2 separate regions of the Homo sapiens genome follow, and region 2 is linked to region 1. A link is an interaction called in ENCODE POLR2A ChIA-PET data of the cell type or tissue named here. Cell type or tissue: OCI-LY7. All regions are shown on one strand. Links, peaks and the distances in the headings refer to the core of each region. The heading gives the core; the rest is flanking DNA. Region 1 overlaps MDM2 (MDM2 proto-oncogene). Region 2 overlaps NUP107 (nucleoporin 107).

Evidence for each region. Peaks named below come from ENCODE experiments on the same cell type or tissue, not always from the same donor. Only the 100,000 strongest peaks of a DNase experiment are listed, where the experiment ranks them.
Region 2: POLR2A ChIA-PET joins it to region 1 with 5 read pairs; 7 of 35 experiments call an interaction of 5 or more read pairs at or near these places.

What each region holds. Positions count from the first base shown.
Region 1 is chr12:68,825,806-68,833,805 of GRCh38, forward strand. MDM2 (MDM2 proto-oncogene) reads left to right here. Exons shown (of 11, transcript NM_002392.6): 8 at 2,966-3,126. Among named protein-coding and RNA genes, the nearest start is that of MDM2, 22 kb to the left of the region's middle. RefSeq lists enhancers at 4,355-4,534, 5,438-6,111 and a silencer at 5,530-5,771. In OCI-LY7, for the core only: a CTCF peak has its summit at 4,595 (motif pointing right); a DNase peak (open chromatin) is centred at 4,586; H3K27ac peaks cover 1,090 bases.
Region 2 is chr12:68,719,298-68,736,178 of GRCh38, forward strand. NUP107 (nucleoporin 107) reads left to right here. Exons shown (of 28, transcript NM_020401.4): 13 at 44-134; 14 at 281-357; 15 at 1,821-1,880; 16 at 2,544-2,689; 17 at 2,807-2,855; 18 at 6,430-6,499; 19 at 7,202-7,320; 20 at 8,054-8,092; 21 at 11,813-11,963; 22 at 12,310-12,422; 23 at 13,340-13,442; 24 at 14,155-14,315; 25 at 15,411-15,536; 26 at 15,934-16,047. Among named protein-coding and RNA genes, the nearest start is that of SLC35E3, 18 kb to the right of the region's middle. In OCI-LY7, for the core only: a CTCF peak has its summit at 11,916; no DNase peak of the experiment used is centred there.

The DNA of each region.
Region 1 (8,000 bases), core at 1-8,000:
AATGAACCCAGACCAGAATCTCGTACATGCGGGCAGAAGACAGGAAGGGCAGAGGTGTCTAGGGCAGAGGTGGAACTAGAACAAATGGTAGTTACTTGGGGAAAAGGTGAAGTTAGATCTGTACCTTATGCCAAAATGAATTTCAAATGAGTTTAAAAGTTAAATGAAAAATAGAATACAACATATTTGAAAGATAGTCACTTTAAATTTGACTGTTAATATCTGTATTACATAAAAAGTCTTCCCAAATCAATAAGGAAAACATTAAAACTTCAAATAGCAAAAAGGGCAGACAGTTCACAAAAATTTCTCACAGTAAATACGAATGACTAATAAATATGGGGAGAGGGTGAATTTTGGTGATTTTTAGCTTTACAGATAGTAAAAAATGCCAAAAGGGTGTCCTTTTGATCTATCAAATTAGTAAAAATAAAATTTTTACTCATCCTTACTCATCAGTGCTAATAACTTGTGTATTAGCACTGATAAACTGTTGGTCTGTAAATTGGTAAAAGTGGGTAAAAATTGATTAAATTTTTCGGATTATAAAAAAGCTTAGATGGCCTGGTGCGGTGGCTCACACCTGTAATCCCAGCACTTTGGAAGGCCGAAGCGGGTGGATCTCTTGAGGTTAAGAGTTCGAGACCAACCTGGCCAACATGGTGAAACCCCATCTCTATTAAAAATACAAAAATTAGCCAGGTGTGGTGGCAGGCGCCTGTAATCCCAGCTACTTGGGAGGCTGAGGCAGGAGAATCGCTTGAACCTGGGATGTGGAGGTTGCAGTGAACCAAGGTCGCACCACTGCACTCCAGCCTGGGGTACAGAGTGAGACTCCCTCTTAAAAAAAAAAAAAAAAGAAAAGAAAAAAAAGTCTTAGAGTTCTTAACATTATCCTAGTAACTCCATTTCTAGTAATCTATCCTAAGGATGTAATAAAAAATTCAAAGATTTATATGTAGAGATACTAATTACAGCATTATTTATAATTGCAGCCCGGCCAAGATCACCTTTTTAAAAATAGGGAACACAAACATGATTAAGAACTCACGTGCAGAACTTGTGATCTCGATAAAACGTAAAAATCCCGGCCAGGTCCAGTGGCTCACGCCTGTAATCCCAGCACCTTGGGAGGCCGAGGAGGGAGGATCACGAGGTCAGGAGATTGAGACCATCCTGGCTAACACGGTGAAACCCCGTCTCTACTAAAAATACAAAAAAAATTAGCCGGGCACAGTGGTGGGCACCTGTAGTCCCAGCTATTCAGGAGGCTGAGGCAGGAGAATTGCTTGAACCCAGGAGGTGGAGGTTGCAGTGTGCCGAGATTGTGCCATTATACTCCAGCCTGGGGGACAAGAGTGAGACTTTGTCTCAAGAAAATGATAAAAAAAGTCCTTTCAGAAATCTGTGATACTATCTCATTTTAATTTTTGTCATTCTCATGGGTGAAAAATGATATCATTTCACTTTGCATTTCTTTGATCCCTAGGAGGTAAGAGTTTTTTTTTCTATTACTCAAGTACATGACTCAAGATTTTTCATATGTTTATTAGTCATTTGTATTTCTTCTGTGACTTGCTTTTTCCTGTTTCCTTAAAAGAAAATACAGTCTATCTTGATTTGGTAGGACTTTGTATAATATGTATACTATGGGTAATTTTTACTATATATGTTGCAGATATTATCTTCGAATTTGACCTTTGCCTTTTAACTTTTGTTTGGTATTTTATTTTGTCATGTAAACCTTGACATGGTCTAATCTTGATAGTCTTTTTATTGAGGACTTTGCAGTATTATGAAATACTTCTCCACCCCAGCATTATAAGAATATTTTGTTATAGGTACTTGAATGGTTTTGTTCTTTATATTTAGATCTTTAATCCACCTGGAATTCATTTTTATGTCTAGTATAAGGTAGTATTCTCATTTATGTCTAACGGATTTGTCTAACATTCTGACCCATTCAGAGATAATTTATTATTTAAAATGAAATGGAAACTTTTTACTGGTTTTGATTTCTGTTTAAAATATAGGGTACTGAAGAGCCGGGCTTAGTGGCTTAGGCCTGTAATCCCAGCACTTTGGGAGGCTGAGGCAGGAGGATCACTTAAGGCCAGGAGTTTGAGACCAGTGTGGCCAACATGGTGAAACCCTGTCTCTACCAAAAATACAAAAATTATCCAGGCATGGTGGTGTGCACCTTTAATCCCAGCTACTTGGAAGCTGAAGTCACAAGAATCACTTGAACCTGGGAGGCAGAGGTTGCAATGAGCTGAGAATGTACCACTGCACTCCAGCCTGGGTGGTCGAGTGTGACTCTGTCTCAAAAGAAAAAGTGTAGGGTACTGAAGAAATTGAAACATTAAGAATACCATATGAGTAAATTAAACACTTTGGCTCTTTTCGGAAAAAAACAGATGAGCTCTTATATTTTAAAGTTTGGTTTTGACAGAAAAAAATTCCTAGATTTTTTGGTTAATAAAAACTTTATTAGATAGATTAAATTGTGATGTATGGAGATAAAGTTCTGAAAGAAGAATAGAAAGCTTTTTAAAAATAGTATTCTCAGCCTAGGCAACATGGTGAAACCCTGTCTATGCAAAAAATACAAAATGGTGCATTCCTATGGTACCGTTCCTATGGTACCAGCTACTCGGGAGGCTGAGGTTGAGGTGGGAGGATCACTTGAGCCCATGAGGCAGAGGTTGCAGTGAGCCGAGATTGTGCCTCTGTACTCCAGCCTGGGTGACAGAGCAAGACCCTTTCTCAGACAATAAATAAATAAACAAATAAATAAATACACACAGATAGTGTTCTGCTGTAACAGTTGGACAGATTCAATAAAACAGTGTTAACTTTTGAACTAATTTTATTGAAACTAAGTTTCTGTACAAATAGGTACTCAAAACAGCTCAATTTTCTAAATCACAGTACAGCAATTTATTTTTTTTCCTTACATATCCAGAAGAAAATTCAGATGAATTATCTGGTGAACGACAAAGAAAACGCCACAAATCTGATAGTATTTCCCTTTCCTTTGATGAAAGCCTGGCTCTGTGTGTAATAAGGGAGATATGTTGTGAAAGAAGCAGTAGCAGTGAATCTACAGGGACGCCATCGAATCCGGTAATGTTCTCATTTTAAGTAAGGCAAGACTCTTACTGTTCAAAGTCTAGTCCTGGCAGTCCTAATAAGGATACGGATAGAATGTACATGTGTCTTACGAGATTGATAGAAAACACAGTGCTAAATTTTACTTTAAAATAAAACTACTATATTGATCTCCACCTTCAACCCAAGGTATTGTGAGAAATGTGGAAAATAGTGGAGTAACACCGGTATTGGTAAAATTAGTAGTAGTATTAGTAATTATCAATGTCACTGTATGTATTAGAGAATATTTGTGGACCACTGCACCAATAGTACAGTCAAATAAATTGGAGTATAGAGTTGTTTGAGAATTTGAGAGTTACACTTTTTAAAAAAGGAACAAAACCAAAAATTTGGTTCAGTTAAATATTTTAGCATTTTAAGGCAAATTTGACTATTTAGAGTAAAAATATATTTTATTACAGCCATCAGCAAAAAAGTCAGCATAGTCTGAACTTAACATTTGCCAAATAGGTCTAGACATCAGGTAAGTTCTATTTACTTATGCTGTAAAATACAGGTTTATACTGGGCTGGGTGCGGTGGCTCATGCCTGTAATCAGTACTTTCGGAGGCTGAGGCGGGTGGATCACCTGAGGTCAGGAGTTCAAGACCAGCATGGCCAACAAGATGAAACCATGTCTTTACTGAAAATACAAAAATTAGCCAGGCGTGGTGGCGCATGCTTGCAGTCCCAGCTACTTGGGGGCCTGAGGCAGGAGAATCGCTCGAACCCAGGAGTTGGAGGTTGCAGTGAGCTGAGATTGTGCCACTGCACTCTAGCCTGGGTGACAGAGCGAGACTCCATCTCAAAAAAAAAAAAAAAAAATGCAGGTTTATTATTGCATGGATGACGGGAGAGTATCAGTACTTTCTCATTACTAATACAGACTTCCAAAATATTAGTGAGCAGCATTTCTTAAGAGATGTCACTGAAAGAAGTTTGGTAAAAAATTTTTTTGTTAACAAGAATGCTTGACAAATGGAATATTTTGTTTTGTATGTCTTTAATCAAGCTTGTCCAACCCATGGCCTGTGGGCCATATGCCAGGATGGCTTTGAATGTGGCCCAACACAAATTCATAAACTTTCTTAAAATATTATGATTTTTTTTTTTACAATTTTTTTTCTGCTCATCAGCTATTGTTAGTGTATTTTATGTGTGGCCCAAGACAATTCTTCCAATGTCGCCCACGGAAACCAAAGGATTGGATACATTTTTTGGTAATATGGCAGTGTCTCATGGCCATTATTCTGGGTATTAGTAATCATTGTATAGTACTCTAGAAGATGTAGGAAGTGGAACCAATTGTGATAGTAATCCTAGTCTTTTACCTATTCTTGTTACTTCCTGTATTATCTTTTTTTCTCTTCCAAAGCAGTGATTGTATGAACGCATACCTGCCCTCTAGAGTTACTGTACCTAACGGAGCTGTTACTTATGTAGACCGCTAGATGGCATGATGAGCTCCTGCTCAGTCTGAGAGCAGGTTCTTCATTTGTAGATATTTAAGTTTATACCAAATTCCATACAGTTGAGATGGCACTGCAGATACAGTGGTAGTCAAGGTAGATATGGTTCTTGCCTTCATTGGGAGATAGATCATTAATGACAAAAATGAAAACATTTAATAAATCCAGTGGAAAAAATAGGCTCTTGAGCGGAAATATATGTGATAAAATTGAATCCAATTAAAACTTGATGAGTATCCAACCTACAAGTTTGGTTAAAAAGAGAATTATTATACCCTATTTATTTATTTATTGAGATTGAGTCTCTCTGTCTCCCAGGCTGGAGTGCAGTGGTGCAATCTTGGCTCACTGCAACCTCCACCTCCCCGGTTCAGGCGATTCTCATGTCTCAGCCTCCTGAGTAGCTGGGATTACAGGCTCCCATCACCACACCTGGCTAATTTTTGTATTTTTAGTAGAGATGGGGTTTCACTATGTTGGCCAGGCTGGTCTTGAGCTCCTGACCTCAAGTGATCTGCCTGCCTTGGCCTCCCAAAGTGTTGGGATTACAGATGTGAGCCACCTGCCCGGACCCCTATTTAATGTATAGTTTTTGTTAAAGTTATATCAGAATTCTAGCTGAATGATATTTAGAGTCCTTGTTCCTGCTTTGTACCTGGGACACTGCCTTGTTACTGATATGGCTTTGAGGAGTAGAGGAACACCAGGTTTTTTGTTTTGAGTTGAATTAGATAAAACGACACGGACACACGTGGAGTGGTTTTAAGGAGCAGAGCGTTTAATAGGCAAGAAGGGAGAAGGCAGAAGGAAGAAGCTCCCCCTTACACAGACAGAGGGAGGGGGGCTCTAAAGCTGAAAGAGGAGACCTTACATTCTGACAATACTAGCCAGTTTTATGTGACGGCTGGAGGGGGTGGTGTCTTATTTGCATAGGGCTCAGAGGATTGGTTTGACCAGGCATGTCATTTAGCCCTCAAGAAAACTGGCCCTCCCACCCCAGTCCTTTAATACACAAATGCAGGATGCCATGACATTTTACACACGGGGTTATGTGGGGGCGGCCATGCTGTTAGGTACCTGATGGAGCAAGGGCAAGAGGACAACGGTGGGAATCGCCATGTTGGGTGGACCCTCTTGCATTTGCATCTTAAAGGTTGCCAGCCTTTAAGAGCCAGGGCTTTTATGCTAGACAAGAAATTTTTCTGGAGCTACGAAAAACCTTCCAAGGACCACTTTTCCTCTCCATTTGCCTAAAATAATTTCTTAATAACTCGTGTGGAGTAGAGGGGTATTTCTTTTTTTCTTTTTGTTAGTCCTGTCCTGCATTCTCTTAAAAAATCCTATCTATAAAAAATCTCAGCCGGGCGTGGTGGCTCATGCCTGTAATCCCAGCACTTTGGAAGGCCCAGGCGGGCGGATCACCTGAGGTCAGGAGTTCAGGACCAGCCTCGCCAACATGTTGTGAAAACCCATCTCTACTAAAAATACCAAAAATTAGCTGGGCATAGTGGCGGGCACCTGTAATCTAGCTACTCAGGAGGCTGAGACAGGAGAATCGCTTGAACCCGGGAGGCGGAGGTTGCAGTGAGCTGAGATCACGCCATTGCACTGCAGCCTGGGCAACGAGAACGAAATTCCATCTCAAACAACAACAACAAAATCTCGTTTTTCAGGTTAAGTCCCTAGTTGTGAAAGCTTTTGGTAGGGCCAGTTTTTTTTTCTTCTTCGTTTTAATTTCCCTCATTTGAGAATGTTGTAGTCATCATTGGGTGTCATCATTCACCAGTTTGTGAAGGGAGTTAAAGGAAAGTGCATTCCTCTCCCATCTTTTCTTTCTTTGGGGTTTAATAAATTGTGGGAAACTAAGACTGTGTTCTAGACTGTACACCATGCAGTTTATATTATGATCTTCTGTCATCTTTGCAGCCTCAGATTCCATTTTTAGCTAAGACTGGGGTTTTAAATAACTTGTTTAAGGTTCCTACAACTAATTGTCACAATTGGAATTCAAACAATTCTAGGTATTTTTGACTACAAAGATCTAAGATCTTTGCAGAGCAAGCCTATCTGATGCTTAAAAAAATATATATTTTTTAAATTTTTGAGACAGTCTCTCACTCCGTTGCCCAGGCGGGAGTGCAGCGCATGATCATGGCTTACTGCAACCTCAACCTCCTGGGTTCAAGCAATCCTTCCTCCTCAGCCTTGAGAGTTAGCTGGGACTACAGGTGTGCACCACCACACCTGGCTAATTTTTTTTACTTTTTTTTTTTCAGAGATGAGATCTTGGCCTGTTGCCCAGGCTGGTCTCAAACCGCTGGGCTTATGTGATTCTCCTGCTTTGGCTCCCAGAGTATTGGGATTACAGGCATGAGCCACCACCTCCAGCCTGATGCTTTTTAAATATATAGTATTTAGGTCTGGTGCAGTGGCTCATGCTTGTAATCCCAGCACTTTGGGAGGCTGAGGCGGGCGGATCACAAGGTCAGGAGATCGAGACCATCCTGGCTAACACGGCGAAACCCCGTCTCTACTAAAAATACAAAAAATTAGCCGGGCGTGGTGGCGGGCACCTATAGTCCCAGCCACTGGGGAGGCTGAGGCAGGAGAATGGCGTGAACCCAGGAGGTGGAGCTTGCAGTGAGCCGAGATGGTGCCACTGCACTCCAGCCTGGGTGACAGAGCGAGACTCTGTCTCCAAAAAAAAAAAAAAAAAAAAAAAATATATATATATATATATTTATATTTAAATAATGTATAAATATATAATATATAATTATAAATCTATTATATATTAATGTATATTATATATTACATTGTTATATATATTTATATAATTATATATTTATATAAATATAAATATATATATTTATATAAATATAAAAATATAATTATATAAATATAAAAATATATATTTATGTAAATATAAATGGGCAGGCACCTGTATATATTATATATATTACTATTTATATAAATATAAATATATATTTTAAATATTTATTTTATATATTTTAAAAATATATATAGAGAGAGATAATTTAATAGTTTCTGGGGCATTCTTTTGCGAACATTAGCCAAAACTTTAAAAACCACTCCCAATATTGCATTTTTTCATGGTATTTTTTATAGTATTTTTATAGTATCCTAGGACAGGAGTTGGCAAACTTTCTGTAAAGAGCCACATAGTTAATTATTTGGGCTCTGCCGGGCCATGGTTTCTGTCACAGCTACTCAGCCCCGCTCTTGTAATGCAGGAGCAACTGTAGACAACAAGTCAACAAATAGGCATGGCTGTGTTCAATAAAACTTTATTTATAAAAGTCGATGGGTGATGGGCCACAGTTTGCAGACCCCTACCGTAGAGTATGTTTTCTGAGA
Region 2 (16,881 bases), core at 5,254-13,253, 100 kb before region 1:
GCACCCTGGTTATTGGACTGACTGCTCTTTCTTGTTTTCTAAGGCACAACGACTCTGTAAACGCTGTGGTCAAGCATGGAGAGCTGCAACACTTGAAGGCTGGAAACTGTACCATGACCCTAATGTTAATGGAGGTATTTTAGTAGATTTTATTCTGACAGTTGAGGACAAAGGCATTTCGCTCTAAATGCCAATCTTTGTGAACTATAGCTTCTCTTTTTAGAAAGAATTGTAATAAGGTCTTATTTTAAACCAGAAATTTTCTTTTGCTATTTTATAGGAACAGAATTAGAACCTGTTGAAGGGAATCCATATAGACGCATTTGGAAAATAAGTTGCTGGAGAATGGCAGAAGATGTAAGATAAATAAAATATTCAGTGATACTGTTTTTAACTCCAATTAATTGAAAGCCTATTCAGGGGCTGTGAAACATTGAAAGTAGTGTAAAACTGGTTTTCAGAGAATTTCCAATTAAATTGAGGAATAGGCTTAACTACTTATCAGAATTATTAAAACACTGTGTACTAAGAATTAAACACTGATATAAGGCAGAAAAGTAAAGGAGGTACCAAATGAATTTAGAGAAAAAGTACTGGGCTAAAGCTTAAAGCTGGCTTCCCTGAGGAAAGAATTGAATTGAACTTTTAAAACTTAGTAGGATTTGCGTTGTTGAGAATGAAAAACAAGAGGAAGGAATTCCAGGTAGGATACATAGATTGGGAAACTCAAAGTAAGGTGGGTCTACCAGGTTGGAGTAGAATGCTTATAAAGGAAATAAAGTCAGTTCTGTTGTAACACGACATAGGTATTCAAAGTCATCACAATGTACAACATTGTGCAAAAACCCCACAGGACTTATAGGGAAATGGAGTTAAGAGAAAAATACTCAAAAACTTCATTAGTGATACATAAAATGATAAAAAGTTAATAAAAATGGTAGCACAGTTTTACATCTGTCAAACAGTTCAAAAAATACATAAATACTACAATAAATATGGCACTTTACCTTGAAAAAGGCCTAAAGTTTGCTTGTGGAATTGGATGTCAGGGTGGTAGAAGCTTTAGGGCACATGGCAGAAGTGTTTTTAAGAAGATCAGCATGGCAGTAGAAAAAATATACTTAAAATTAGATGGATAAAAGCCTGAAAAAGTAATTAGGAGCCTGTCAGAATTATTTGGACACTAAGTCATAAGGGTCTTTCCTAGGATAGTATTGATGATAATGGAAAGGAAGGAAGAGACACTGGTCAGGACCGGTGATTAGAAACAGAAGGCAGAGGTGGACTCAGTTATGCAGTAAGAGTCTCTGAAGTCTCTTGTTTGGATGATAAGAAAACTGGAAATACCATTAATAGAATCCCAAAAGTAAAATGGGGAATTAGTTAGTTCTATGTAGGAATTAAATGCAAACTAATGCATGCCTTGTTTTGATGTTGTACATAGGTCAGTATCAGAGAGTATCAGGTCAGTATCAGAATGTCAGGTATTGAGAAACATTCTAGGAGTAAATAACTATATAGATTGTATCTGGAATAAAATTTGATTTTAAATATTCAAAGCATCCACTAGAGTTGGATCTGCTTTCACCTGATATTTGGCATTTAAATGTTTTACTTTTTCCTCTAGATTTCAGCATTTATTATTTCATCACACTGAAGTTCTTCCTTGTTATTACCCCACTAGATCTTTCACTAAAGTTTAAAAACTATCAAGTGAATAGGTTCAGTCTAGAAGAGTTTGCAAGACTCCACATTATGAGGAAAATTGACATACTAAGAAAAACAATATTTCAAATTTGTTTATATTCATTGTGTTTTAGGAGCTTTTTAATAGATACGAGAGAGCAATTTATGCAGCTTTAAGTGGGAATCTTAAGCAGGTATGCAATCTGTTTTAATGTTTAAATTTTTTCTGTGGAGTAAAATTAAATAAAATATTCTAACAATTGTATATAACAAATATAAACTTAAGTTTGTATACTTAAGTATATACATACTTAAGTGTAGCAATGATAGAGATAATCATGAATCAGATAGTGACTTGTTCTGCTTAATTTGATGTATCCCATAACATGCATGGTATTTTAATGAATGAAATCAGATTTCAGTTTTTAACTAAGAATTGTAAATTTAACTCCAACACACATTTATTGATGACTTAAAATACTCATAGCTGTATGCAGAAATGTACCGGAAAGACACAGTGAGTCCTTGGGTTGTCTTACATACGCATGTTTTCTCACAACCCACTACTCCCTACATATTATAGCTATCTTTAGGGATACTATACTAATCAGTTGAAATGTCATATCAGCCTGGAAAACTGATGTTGTTGTTAACAGTATGAAAAAATCTGAACAGTTCAAACATCTTAGAAGATGTAGTTGGCGGAGGAAAGGTTATTTGGCATAATTTTTTTAAAATCTGCCGTGTTTTATATCATTATAAAGTGATTTTATAGTCTGTATCATTGGATGTAATTGCTTTTCCTTTCTTTTCTGTTGAATATGTCTATATGTTTCTGTTTTGTAATGGGGAAAAAGCTGCTTCCTGTCTGTGACACCTGGGAAGACACAGTTTGGGCCTACTTCCGGGTGATGGTGGACAGTCTGGTAGAACAGGAGATCCAGACATCAGTAGCAACTCTGGATGAAACTGAAGAACTCCCTAGAGAATATCTGGGAGCAAAGTGAGTTTGTTGGATTGTTTTGAGTCATGGTGATTTGTAGCATGCTCTTTGATGTTTCGTTTTACACCCCTTTTTCATATTATTAACATTATTCTTTTCCCGTTGTTTCTTTTGAAGCTGGACGTTAGAAAAGGTTTTTGAGGAACTTCAAGCTACTGACAAAAAGGTAAATGTTAATAGGAATATGTTAGGTATCTGGAATAGGAAACAGTGTTATTCTATTGTGCACTGTAGCTGAAAGGAAAAAGGTGGAACTTTCTCCCTTTTTCTCACCTATTAAAATAAGAATCATTCTTTGAAACGAAGAAACTTAATTACATAAATGATACATCATTTTTAGTTTTTTGTTTCGGATTAATTTCATCTAAGTATATGCACGTAAGCTATATTTATTCCTTTTTTAAAATTTAAAACACATTATGGAAAATTATTAAGACTTTATTTTCCTAGATCTTAAAATCTAATATTTTCTAAAAATTATATTCTTTTAAAAATGCTTAAACAACTGTAGTAATATTGTATGTACTTGTAACAATAAAATAATTTTAGAATGTATAAATAAAACCTTTATAGTAATTTCTACCCCTTTATGGTTATTCCCCTGAGATGATAAAACATACTGATATGTATCCTTCTATATTTCTCTCCATGATCTTACGAATATGTGTAAATAATGTAGATACTCCAATTTAGAATTTTGATTTTTGTGTTTTTCACATTTTACTACATATATTACTCTACAGCTTGATTTTTTTCATTTAATGATAATCTCCAAGTTAGTTTATTCATTTTCACTTAACCTTATTCTTTTTAATAAATACATAGTGTTCTTTAGAATAATGTATGATTTATTTTAATCATTCCCCTTTGGGTAGTATTTAGGTTATTTCTAGTGCTGTAATGAAGTTACATGTGTGTGTACTTAACTACTAGTCCTTCTGTTTCTTTGGGATAAGTTTCCTGAAAGCAGGGTTACCAGGTTAAGGAGTATAAATAAGTATATGCTTTATACATTGTATATACATACATACAGTGTTTCTGAATGAATTCTCTGAAGACATCAGGTTGTATACCTTAAAAATATATACAATAAAAATAAATAAAAAGGCCAGGTATGGTGGCTCACATCTGTAATCCCAGCACTTGGGAGGCCAAGATGGGAGGATCACTTGAGGCCAGGAGTTTAGACCAGCCTGGGCAGCATAGCAAAACTTCGTCTCTAAAAAAAAAAATTAGCTGGGTATGGTGGTGTACCCACTTGTAGTCCCAGCTCCTCCAGAGGCTGAAGTGGGAGGATCGTGGCTTCAGTGAGCTGTGATTGTACTACTGCACTGGAGCCCAGGAGGTCGTGGCTTCAGTGAGCTGTCATTGCACTACTGCACCCCAGCCTGGGCAACAGAGCAAGGCCCTGTCTCAAAGAAAAAAGAAAAATTAAATAGGTAGGTAGGTAGGTAAAGAAACATTTTGAAATGGATGCTGCATGCCTGTAATCCCAGCTACTTGGGAGGCTGAGGCAGGAGAATCACTTGAACCCAGGAGGTAGAGGTTGCAGTGAGCCAAGATCGCAACGTTGCACTCTAGCCTGAGCAACAAGAGCGAAACTCTGTCTCAAAAAAAAAGAAAAAATTGAAATGGAAAAATAATTTATTACCTGGTTGTGGCAGTTAATTCATACTTCCACAAGTAATTTATTGAATTATACATTCTCACCAGCCTCAAATGTCACACTTTTTATGTTTTGCCAATCCATCAGAGTAGGTGGGAAATAGGAACTTGCTGTTCTACTCACATTTTCTTGTCTATTCATAAGGCTGAGCATGTTTCCTTATGTTTATTGACCATTTGTGAATTTTTTGTTCATATCTTTTAGCTATTTTTCTGTGGTGTTTTATATTTTTCTTATTATTATATAGGAGCACTTGATATAGTAAGGAAATTAATGCTTTTTCTGTCAAGAGTTTATTACCAGTCTATTATTTTGGATATTCTAGCTAATGAAATAAAACAAGAAAATTAAGGAACAGATATAAATACTAGAAAGGGAAGAACATTTATATATGATAAAAATATTAGTCTAGAAACTTAAAGCTCAGTAAGTTACTAGAATTAATAAGAGAATTTGTTAAAGTAGCCAGATACAAGACAACGTTTTTTTTTTAAAAGTCAAGTCTTTCTGTGCTTGTTATAACTATTTAGAAAAGGATTTAGTACCCCCTCCCCAAAAGTTCCATTTAAACGAGTGACCAAAACTAAAGAGATCTAGGAATAAAAAATTAATCCAGGGTTTCAAGCCCTTCATTTAAAAAACTATAGAATCTTACTGAAGGACATAAAATAAGACATAAATAAATAGATATATCATGTTCCTCGATGAGGGCATTTAATATAAATGTCACTCATTCCAAAATTAGCATAAAAACCTAATGCTTTGGGGTATTACTTCTGGACAGAAAATTTTGTCAAGTAGAAGAATAATTGAGAATGGCAAGAGCATTTTGAAAAAGAACAATCTGGGTTTGGTGGCTCACACCTCTAGTCCCAGCAGTTTTGGAGGCTGAAGCAGGAGGATCACTTGAGCTCAGGAGTTTGAGACCGGCATGGACAACATGGCAAAACCCCATCTCTACAAAAAAAATTTTAAAAATTAGCCGGGTGTGGTGGCATGCTCCTGTAGTCCCAGCTTCTCAGGAGGCTGAGGTGGGAGGATCACCTGAGCCCAGGGAGGTGGAGGCTGCAGTGAGCCGTGATTGTACCACTGCACTCCAGCCTGGGCAACAGAGTGAGACTCTGTCTCAAAAACAAACAAACAAACAAAAAAAACCACACTGAAAGCAAAAAAAGTAGTTAGAGGGTACTTGCCTTACTCAATAATAACACTTAATATGAAGATACAACAAAACAGTATAGAACTGACATGAAAATAAATAGATGAGTGGAACACAAAGTCCAAACTAGATCCAAGTATATATGAGAACTTAACAGATGTCAGAGGTGACATTTCATTTCAGAGGGAAAGGGATGGTTTATTTAAATAAATGGCGCTGGCATAATTGGCTTTCCATCCAGAAGAAAACAAAGCTAGATCCTACTTCATGCCATGTAACTAAAATAAATTCCATATAGAGCAAAGGTTTGAATGTAAAAATTAATAAATGCTGAAAGAAAATTTAGACAGCCAACTAAATAAAAATTAAAATACGTTTGACAACAAAAAATGAACTATATTCTTCAAAAAATCAAGCTGCAAATAAGTTAGAAAAGGTTTTCTCTACTCTGTACCTGATCACTATTTTTTTTTTTCACCCTTGGTGCCATGTACAGAAGAGAATACTCAAAGAATGCTTTCATGTACTGCTGCTCATGTTGAAAGAAATCTTAATAGTTTATTTTGCTTAGGTCACATGAGTTCTTCCTTTCTCGTCCACCATGTGTAGTGCCAAGGTAAATAGGAATAAAATATAAGAATAAAAGTTTAATACCATTGAGAGATTAAATTGTTATAACATAGGTCTCTACTTTCAAAGATGCTTTTCAGTTCTGGATTTGTAAGCTGTGAGTATATTCCAAAGGCAGTATCCTTTCCATGTTTTATTTTGTTTTGATCTTTCTAAGGCCCTTCATTTCCAGCTTTTTCTTTCTATATGTTCCTTCAAAAGTTTAACATTTTTAGTTTAACAGTGAATATATACTACAGAATGACTGCTAGAAGATTTATGGAAAATTAAAAACTTTTTTTTCAGAGAGTTCTGGAAGAGAATCAAGAACATTATCATATAGTTCAAAAGTTTCTTATCCTGGGAGACATTGATGGTAAGATATGGTTTTATTTTACTTTGTGTTTTTTGTGTGTGTTTTTTTTTTTTTTTTTGAGACAAAGTCTCACCCTGTTGCCCAGACTGGAGTGCAGTGGCTCAGTCTCAGCTCACTGCAACCTCTGTCTCCTGGGTTCACAAGATCCTTCAGTCTCAGCCTCCTGAGTAGCTGGGATTACAGGTGTGCACCACTACGCCTGGCTAATTTTTGTATTTTTAGTAGAGACGGGGTTTCGCTGTTGGCCAGGCTGGTCTCCAACTCCTGACGTCAGGTGATCTTCCCTCCCTGGCCTCCCAAAGTGCTATATGTTATAGACATGGGATTGCAGGCATGAGCGACTGCACCCAGCCAGTTTTATTTTACTCTTTATGAGTTCTTCATTGTCTTATAGTGATTTTTTAAAGTTATCCAAACAATGCATGTGACTTACCATATCTTTTAATCTTGATAAATATTAACCTATTTGAATGCAACTATTTACTTTATGTCAGAGGTGACCTTTCATTTGGTTTTTATAAAATAAAGTTCGGATTGAACCCAAACTCTGTTTCAAAGAGGGTGTAGAGTTATATCATGGCTATTAATTATGAGACAGTGACTTGAAAGCACTATAGGAGTGAAATAAATGTTCTTGGTAATGTTTATTTTTTTCTTTTGATTTTATTCCTATTGTTGAATCTTCACTTTGATGGCTTGTAGGTTTGATGGATGAGTTTAGCAAATGGCTTTCCAAAAGCAGAAACAATCTACCTGGACACCTGCTTCGCTTTATGACTCACCTTATTTTGTTTTTCCGTACTCTGGGACTACAGACCAAGGTATATAAAAATGAACGATTTCTTCTTCTCTGTAATGTTGATGCTATATACCTATTGTCAAGAAAACACTACTTTTTTTATTATTGTTTTCTAGAAATGGTGATAAGGAATCAAAAGTCTTCCATATAGTCTTGTATAGTCACTCAATGATAACTCACTGAGAGTGGCCCTTTAGGGTTCTAGTCTGTGGCCACAGAATGCTGTTGGTTAACTGGTTTTTAATAAATTCATAACTTTATCCTTGTCTGTACCCAGCTTTAAATCAACCAGCTAAGCTAACTAAACAAAGTGAGTGCTATGTGAGATTTTAAAACTTTGTTGGTTGTTGTTTTGTTGCTTTTTTTCTAAAAAAGAAGATAACATTTTGGTCAGAGTGCATGTAGAAAGTGAATGATACAGTAGTTGAAAGCTTGGGCTTTGGAGTAGGAGTCCTGAGTATATACCCTTATTCAGCAGCTTCTATCTGTGTAACTCTGGGTAAATAAAACTTCCCTTGGTCCTAATTTCATCCTCTGTAAAATGTGAACAATAATAGTAACTACCCAAAAAGAGTTATGGTAAGGTTAAATCAGGCAGTAGATGAACTTTGGTAAGCACTTAGCTTGGTGTATAGTTACTGCTCAGTGGTAAACATTACAATTATTAAATTATTTAATAATGGAATTTGTATCAAAAATTTTGTTACTTTCATATAAGCAGTGTATTTATAATTATGTCTTTTTTTCCTATGAAGGAGGAAGTTTCTATTGAAGTTTTAAAGACATACATACAGGTAAACTTTGAGAACCTACAACCTGATTGTTTTTTACTATTTTAATGAAAACAAAACTCAGAATGATGCTATTTTAATTCTCAGTGGTAAGAAAGCATCAGAATCCATAAGAGATCTTTTAATTATCAGCACAGTTGACCTTTGAATAATGCAGGGATTAGGAAAACAACCCCCACCGCCCCGCACAATCAAAAATTCACTATAACTTTTGACTCCCCAAAAACCTAACTACTGATACCCTACTGCTGACCAGAAATCATACCAATAACATAAACACACAATTAACACATTTTGTATATTACATGTATCATATGCAGTCATCCCTCAGTATACTTGGGGGATTGGCTCCAGGACCCCCACATATAACAAAATCTGTGTATACTCATGTCCCACAGTTGGCCCTGCAGAACCTGCATATACGAAAAATTGGCCTTCCATATTTGCAGATTTCACATCCAGATAACACTGTATTTTCTAAGTTGAGTTGAAAAAAATTTATGCAGAAGTGGACCTGCACAGTTCAATCCCGTGTTGTTCAAAGCTCAACTGTACTGTATTCTTATGATAATGTAAGTTAGAGAAAAGAAAACATTACTAAGAAAATCATAAGGGGCTCGGCGAGGTGGCTCATACCGGTAATCCCAACACTTTGGGAGGCAGAGGCGAGAGGACTGCTTGAGTCCAGACGTTTGAGATCAGCCTGGGCAACATAGGGAGACCCTTCTCTCTACTACAAAAAATTTTTTTAAATTAGCAGGGCACAGTGGTTCATATCTGTAAACCCAGCTACTCGGGAGGCTGAGGCAGGAAGATCGAGTGAGCCCAGGAGTTGGAGGTTGCAGTGAGCTGTGATCTCGCCACTGCCCTCCAGCTGGGTGACAGAGTGAGACCATCTCAAAAAAAAAAAAAAAAAACAATCAGGCCAGACGTGGTGGCTTGCGCCTGTAATCCCAGCACTTTGGGAAACAGAGGTGGGTGGATCGCTTGAGCCCAGGAGTTCAAGACTAGCCTGGGAAACAGCGAAAACCTGTCTTTTTTTTTTTTTTTTTTTTGAGACGGAGTCTTGCGCTGTCACCCGGGCTGGAGTGCAGTGGCACCATCTCGGCTTACTGCAGCCTCCGCCTCCCAGGTTCAAGCGGTTCTCCTGCCTCAGCCTCCCGAGTAGCTGGGATTAAAGGTGCTGGCTAATTGTCTGTATTTTTAGTAGAGATGGGGTTTTGCTATGTTGGCCAGGCTGATCTTTAACGCCTGACCTCATGATCCACCCCCCTCAGTCTCCCAAAGAGCTGGGATTACAGGCGTGAACCACGACACCCGGCCTGGACCTGTCTTTTTTTTTTTTTTTAAGTTTAAAAATTAATAAATAACTTTTAAAAGTTAAAAAAAGAATAAATAATAAAAATCATAAGGAAGAGAAACTACGTTTATAGTACTATACTGTACCTGTTAATACTGTAAGTTTATGTTGTCTGTTTACAAGATGAATTGTCTATTTGAAATGGACAACCACAGTTACAGACCTCAATCTACAGTATATCAAGCAATTCACCTTTTTCTTGTAATCTCATGACTTTTCTCTGCTTCTTGGGAGAACTTCCAGTATCACTACTGGCACTTTGTATGGCTCCTGTGGTGTTATTAAGGGTTTATAGTATTGCACTAAAAAAAACAAGACCTGGGAAAGCTTACTTTTTATTGCAGTATGCAACTGAAGAGACCAACAGCTCTTCAGAGATGATTAGCATCACACGGCATTTTAAATGGATACTCACAGCACTTGAGCTCACCCCAGTAGTGGCAGGAAGTGGCTCTAAAGTTATTACAGTAGTATAGTATCTACTACAGTTAGTTGTATGCAGTTATGATTTAATACTGCATCTGTATGCTTGTTTACATTTCTCTAGACCACAATGTATGGTCTGTAAATGTGTGTACGTTTTGATAAATTTTAACTTTTTATAATAGATTCATATATATTTTATAGTAGTAAGTGATAAAATAGACCAGAATCTACATATAATGGATTTATGACATACCTTTTTTTTTATTTTTTATTTTTTTTTTTGAGATGGAGTCTCACTTTGATGCCCGGGCTGGAGTGTAGTGGCATGATCTTGGCTCACTGCCACTGCAGCCTCTGCCTCACCGGGGTCAAGCGATTCTCTGGCCTCAGCCTCCCAAGTAGCTGGTATTACAGGTGTGCACCACCACGCCTGGCTAATTTTGTATTTTTAGTAGAGACGGGGTTTCACCACGTTGGCCAGGCTGGTCTCAAATTCCTGACCTCAGGTGATCCAGCAGCCTCGGCCTTCCAAAGTGCTAGGATTACAGGTGTGAGCCACTGGCCTACCTAGCTTTTTCTTAATTTACTCAGTATTTCTAGGCTATTAATTTGTTTGTGAGTCTTTTTTTTTTTTTTGAGACGGAGTCTCACTCTCTCGCCCAGGCTGGAGTGCAATGGCGCAATCTCAGCTCACTGTACTGTACCCTCTGCCTCTTGGGTTCAAGCATGAATATTTTTCAAATTGTCACAAATCTCCAAAAAATGTTCTAATATATATATATTTAAATTAATGTATTTATTTATTTAGAGATAGGATGTTGTTCTGTCACTCAGGCTAGAGTTCACTGGCTAGATCATAGCCCATTGTAACCTCAGACTCCTGGGCTCAAACAGTCTTCTCCCCTCAACCTCCCAAGTAGCTGGTACTATAGACACGTGCCACCATGGCCAGCAAACTTATTTTTTATTTTTTTGTAGAGACTGGGTCTCACTATGTTGGCCAGGCTAATCTCAAACTCCTGCCCTCAGGGGTGATACTACCTTTTTTTTTTTTTTTTTTTTTGAGAGAGTCTCACTGTCACCCAGGCCGGAATGTGGAGTGTGGTGGAATGATCTCAGCTCACTGCAACCCACCTCCCAAGTTCAAGTGATTCTCCTGCCTCAGCCTCCCAAGTAGCTGAGATTACAGGCATGCGCCACCACGCCTGGCTAATTTTTGTATTTTTAGTAGAGACAGGGTTTTGTCTTGTTGGCCAGGCTGGTCTTGAACTCCTGGCCTTAGGTGATCCGCCTGCCTCAGCCTCCCAGAGTGCTGGGATTATAGGCAAGAGCTACCAGGCCTGGTCTCAAGTGATACTTCTGCCTCAGCCTCCCAAAGTACTGGAATTACAGGCGCAAGCCACCATACCCAGCCAATTTTCCAATATATTTATCGAAAAAAATCCACGGTTCAAACCTGTGCAGTTTAAGAGCCAACTGTACTCACTTTTTGGAATTTAAAATTATTCTGGGCTGGACACAGGGGCCCATGCCTGTAATCCCAGCACTTTAGGAGGCCAAGGTGGGCAGATCACTTGAGCCCAGGAGTTTGAGACCAGCCTGGGCAGCATAGTGAAAAGCCATCTCTACTAAAAAAAAATACAAAAAATTAGCAGGGCATAGTGGCATGTGCCTGTAGTCCCACCTACCCGGGAGGTTGAGGTGGGAGGATCACCTGAGCCCAGGAGACAGGTTGCAGTGAGCCATGATCATGCCACTGTACCCTAACCTGGGTGACAGAGTGAGACCCTGTCTCAAACAAATAAATATAAAATAAAATTATTCTGTTTAGCAACACAAATCCACATCTGTATGAACCTCTCCTGAATACATTTGAAATTTTGAAGTATACTTTTAATTTTATTATTGACATACTTTGATCTTTTTCTATTTTTTAGCTTTTAATAAGAGAGAAACATACAAATCTTATAGCATTTTATACCTGTCATTTGCCTCAAGACCTAGCTGTTGCCCAGTATGCATTATTTTTGGAAAGTGTTACAGAATTTGAACAGCGCCACCATTGCCTGGAGTTGGCTAAAGAAGCAGGTAAAAATGGTTGAAAACTTTGTCTTTTGGCCTTTCTAGGCAAATGTTCATTTTGGCTGTAGTAACATTTGTCCTTATAGTTTTAAATCTTATTTCTGTTGAGGGGAAAAGAGGAATAAAATTTTCAGGGAATTTCTGTTTTAGGACTAAAGTTACTTATGCTGTAACTCATATGTAAAATATCTTTTAATTCTGGCATTTTCTTTTATATAAATATCTTTCATATTTTACATATTTTATTTTTAAGGAATTACTGTTCCAAATTTACTGAATCATTATGACTATTTAGAGAATATTAGTATCAATGATTAATCTTTGTTTTTTGTCGCTTCAAAAAATTATTTAGATTTGGATGTTGCAACAATAACAAAAACTGTAGTTGAGAATATTCGAAAGAAAGATAATGGTGAATTTAGTCATCATGACCTGGCCCCAGCCCTAGATACTGGCACTACTGAGGTAATTTGGGATGGGGGGGCAGAGGTTTCTATAACTTCTAATAATCTTTTATGTTATTCCTTGGTGAACTTCTCCCTTCGTAAAAGAAGTTCTATTAGGTTTTCTTTTTTAAGAATGTGTCTTTGTCAGCCCAGACCTTTTAAATTTAAAGTCTTATGTAAAGGATTACTTATAGTAGTATGTTAAAGGAGCTTCTTTAATAGAAAAAAATCTCAGCTTTGGCTTGTTGCTCATCAGGTTATTTTAAATACTTGATTAATCACTAACTTATGTAGCTTGCTTACTCATATTTTCAGAAAGGAATAGAAAGTTATATCTAAGAAAACTATTTTAGAGTAACATTTAAAGGAATCACGTGGTTAAGTTGGTAAGGCATACAATATATAATTCCAGATTAATATTTTCTATAATTTATTTTTATTTTTATTTTCTTGAGACAACAAGGTCTAGCTCTGTTACCAAGGCTGGAGTGCAGTGGCGCTATCTCTGCTTACTGCAACCTTCGCCTTCTAGGCTCAAGCCACCCTCCCTCAGTCTCCCGAGTAGCTGGGATTACAGGCATGTGCCACCATGCCTGGCTAATTTTTTGTATTCTTTGTAGAGAAGGGGTTTTGCCATGTTGTCCAGGCTGGTCTCGAACTCATGAGCTCAAGAGATCCGCTCGCCTGGGCTTCCCAAAGTGCTGGGATTACGGGTGTGAGCCAGCATGCCCAGCAGTATTTTCTATAATTTAATAGAGAGCTGTTAAATATGAAAATACACTAAGGAAAGTTAGATGCTTTCATAATTTTGTATAACTTGAGAGAAAATGATGTTTACTGGAAGTACAGGTGTAAGTTAATTCTACTAATTTGTAGAATATCTTTAAAAAAAAAACTCTGATATTCCTTTTTCTTTTTTTCCCCTTTAATAAATAGGAGGATCGTTTAAAAATTGATGTAATTGACTGGTTGGTATTTGACCCAGCGCAGAGGGCAGAAGCACTGAAACAAGGCAATGCAATTATGAGAAAATTCTTGGGTATAGTATATTTTTATGCAGCTTCAAACTCCTGGGCTCCATTCTTCTTCCTACCTCAGCCTCCCAAGTAGCTGGGACTACAGGCACCCACCACCACACCCACCTAATTTTTAAAAAATTTTTTCTAGAGATGGGGTCTCACTATGTTGCCTAGGCGGGTCTCGAACTCCTGGCCTGAAGCAATCCTCCCACCTCAGCCTCCTGAAGTGCTGGGATTATAGGCGTGAACCACCACACCCAGATTTTTTATTCTTTTTTAAAACGTTTTTGTTCAAATTCGTGTATTTTTGAATTTGGGGTGGGGGGTTGCTTTTTGTTTTTGATCCTTCCATAGGGAGGAGAAAACCAGCCACTCTTTATCTATCAAACCTGGTATTATGAAACAAAATATATTTTAATGGTGAATTTTCATTGTCCTAATCAATTTTGCAAATAATCTCAAGGCTATCCGACTTTGAAAAATGAATTGCTTTAAGACATAAAAGTATGTAAAAGTAACTGCATTTGATGTATCCTTTTGTGATAGTATCACATTGAGATACGAAAAAGCCAGTCTATCAGGTAGAAAGATCACCAAGACCTTTAACAGAGTGCCTTGGGCCCTGAAATAGTTACAGGTCACTGTAAAATTGGTAAACCAGTGATTTGACTCCTTTAGAAACCATTACAGAGAAGTCCGTAGGCATTCAAAATTGTGTATCTTTTTTCACAGCATCAAAAAAGCACGAAGCTGCAAAAGAAGTATTTGTGAAAATTCCTCAGGATTCTATAGCAGAAATCTATAATCAGTGCGAGGAACAAGGAATGGAAAGTCCACTTCCTGCTGAAGATGATAATGCTATCCGAGAACATTTGTGCATCAGAGCTTATTTGGTGAGACTGTAAAGAAAGCCACAGATGTGCCTACTTCATGATGATTTTTCGGATTCACTCTCAGAGTTTGAACTTTTTTCTAGAAGTAGTGTTGGTTCATCTTACCTCTCTTGTGACTATAGTGCTGACTCATCCACAAGGGGACTGACTTCATGACCTTATCTTCATTAGCATGATTCTCTAATCAATGCTAACCAACCAAGATCATCTCACATGGTAGATAGTGTCTATGATGTCTGGAAGTTATGTTTTCTTAAGATTTTGTGATGCATGTCTCAGCTTTAAATTTCTGCTTTTTTCAATAACTGAGAAAAAGCAAGATGCTCTAGGTTTGTTATGACTAAAATAGCAGCATACTCATTCAAAATTCATTCAAGGCTAGATGCGGTGACTCACGCCTATAATCCCAACACTTCGGGATGCCAAGGCAGAAGCATTGCTTGAGCCTGGGAGTTCAAGACTGGCCTGAGCAACACAGTGAGACCCCTGCATCTCTACAAAAAAATAAAACAAAATTAGCCAGGCATGGTAGCATGTACTTGTAGTCCCAGCTTCTTCAGAGGCTGAGGTGGGAGGATCGCATGAGCCCAGGGAGTTGAGGCTGCAGTGAGCAGAGATCATGCCTTGTCTTTATTAGATCATGTACTCCAGTCTGGGTGACAGAGCAAGGTCCTGTCTCAAAAACAAAAAAAAAATTTTATTCAATAAATAATTATGTAATTACAGTGGGTTAGGTAGTAGGGCCAAATCTGTGGATAGCACCCTATCCTTGCCCTCTAAAAACTAATAGGCTAGTTAAGAAGACAAGTACACATGCATATGTTACAGAGCGATGAATGTCAAGATACATATACGATCAGGGTGCTCAGATTGGAGAATATGCCAGAAAACACAATATATATACCTTGTTTGTCACTTGACAAAACATTTATTCATGATATGAATTTTTGGAGGGAAAAAAATATATATTGAACAGTTTTATTTCTTGATGCTGCAAAATTATTTCTAAGAATCAAATGTTAAAAATGTTGGTGAAACGATAAAAGTGAAAACTTTTGTTATTTTATATTTTGGTTTTTTTATTTCACATTTTAGGAAGCCCATGAAACCTTTAATGAGTGGTTTAAGCATATGAATTCAGTTCCACAAAAACCTGCTTTGATACCTCAACCAACTTTTACTGAGAAAGTGGCTCATGAACACAAAGAAAAGAAATATGAAGTAAGTTAAATATGGATCTAGGATGTGCCTACTGCATCTTATAAATGTGTGTTGTATATTTAAAGAGATCGTTTCTTCAGCAACTATCTTTCGATCATAACAGGTAATCTCCCTGTTAATGTCCTGCTTTGGAAGATGCAATCTGTTTAGTTACTTTTCTGTAGGTAATTAACCAAACATGAAAAATGCCTTCAGGTGACATGAGCGTTCATTTACAAAGTTAACATTTTAGCGTTTTACTTAACTGCAGTCTGTTGATACTTATTTTTGTACTTGGCAGACTGAAACATCAACTCTTTAGAATGATGTTCTATATGTATGTTCCTGTCTGTATTTTCCAAATACATTATTTATTGGGTTTTATCCATTATATGTCTGCCTTGTGTTTGTTTTGCAGATGGATTTTGGTATTTGGAAAGGGCATTTGGATGCCCTAACTGCTGATGTGAAGGAGAAAATGTATAACGTCTTGTTGTTTGTTGATGGAGGGTGGATGGTGGATGTTAGAGAGGTAAGCTGTGTGCATTGTTTATAGCCAAAAACCAAAACACTCACCATGTTCTTTTTTAAAAATATTCTGTCTCTAAATGGGAGCATCTACAGATTTTACATAATTGTAGATATAGCTAAATCCCATGTTTTAAGCTAAACTGAAAATACTACCTAGGGAATGGGAATATTTGATTCTTGGATAAACTATTAGTTCACATTTACTATGTTCACAGAGGATACAAAAATCTAATTTTTAAAAAATTCTGGACCTAAAAATTTAATTATACATGTATGTCACTCCATTTACAGATATAAAGATAACTCGAGTAGTATCAGTAAGGCATAGCTAAGGTAGGGGCTCTCACCTCTGGGCTGTCCATTTTAATGACCTGGCAGACTTTTTAAAAACACTACAGGGTTCCACTCCCAGAGATTATGGTGTAATTGGTCTGAGGTAGGGCTGGGGTTTATTTTTGTTTTTTTAATCACTTGCAGTGCTTTAATATAATATATAGCCTGTGTTGAGAACCAGCTACAGAAGTATCAAGTGCCATAAGAAAGGCACAGGTTAAGTATTTTCTGAGTCCAGGAAAAGAAAAGATTGTTTTCACCTGAAAGGGAACTGGAACGTATGCTTGAAATGTATAGCATTTGACTGAATCTTGAACATACTGGTAGAATTTGGATGAGCTGAGATGGGAGAAAGGAAGGATACTGAGATAATAGTCATATAAGGGAAAGACATTGCAGCCTGACCCTGGTGCATGACAGAAACAGTGAGTAGCTTAGTTTATCCTCTGTAGACCTGAGGAGCTGTCTGAGAGCTGGAAATACTGGCTTCTTGGATATTTGA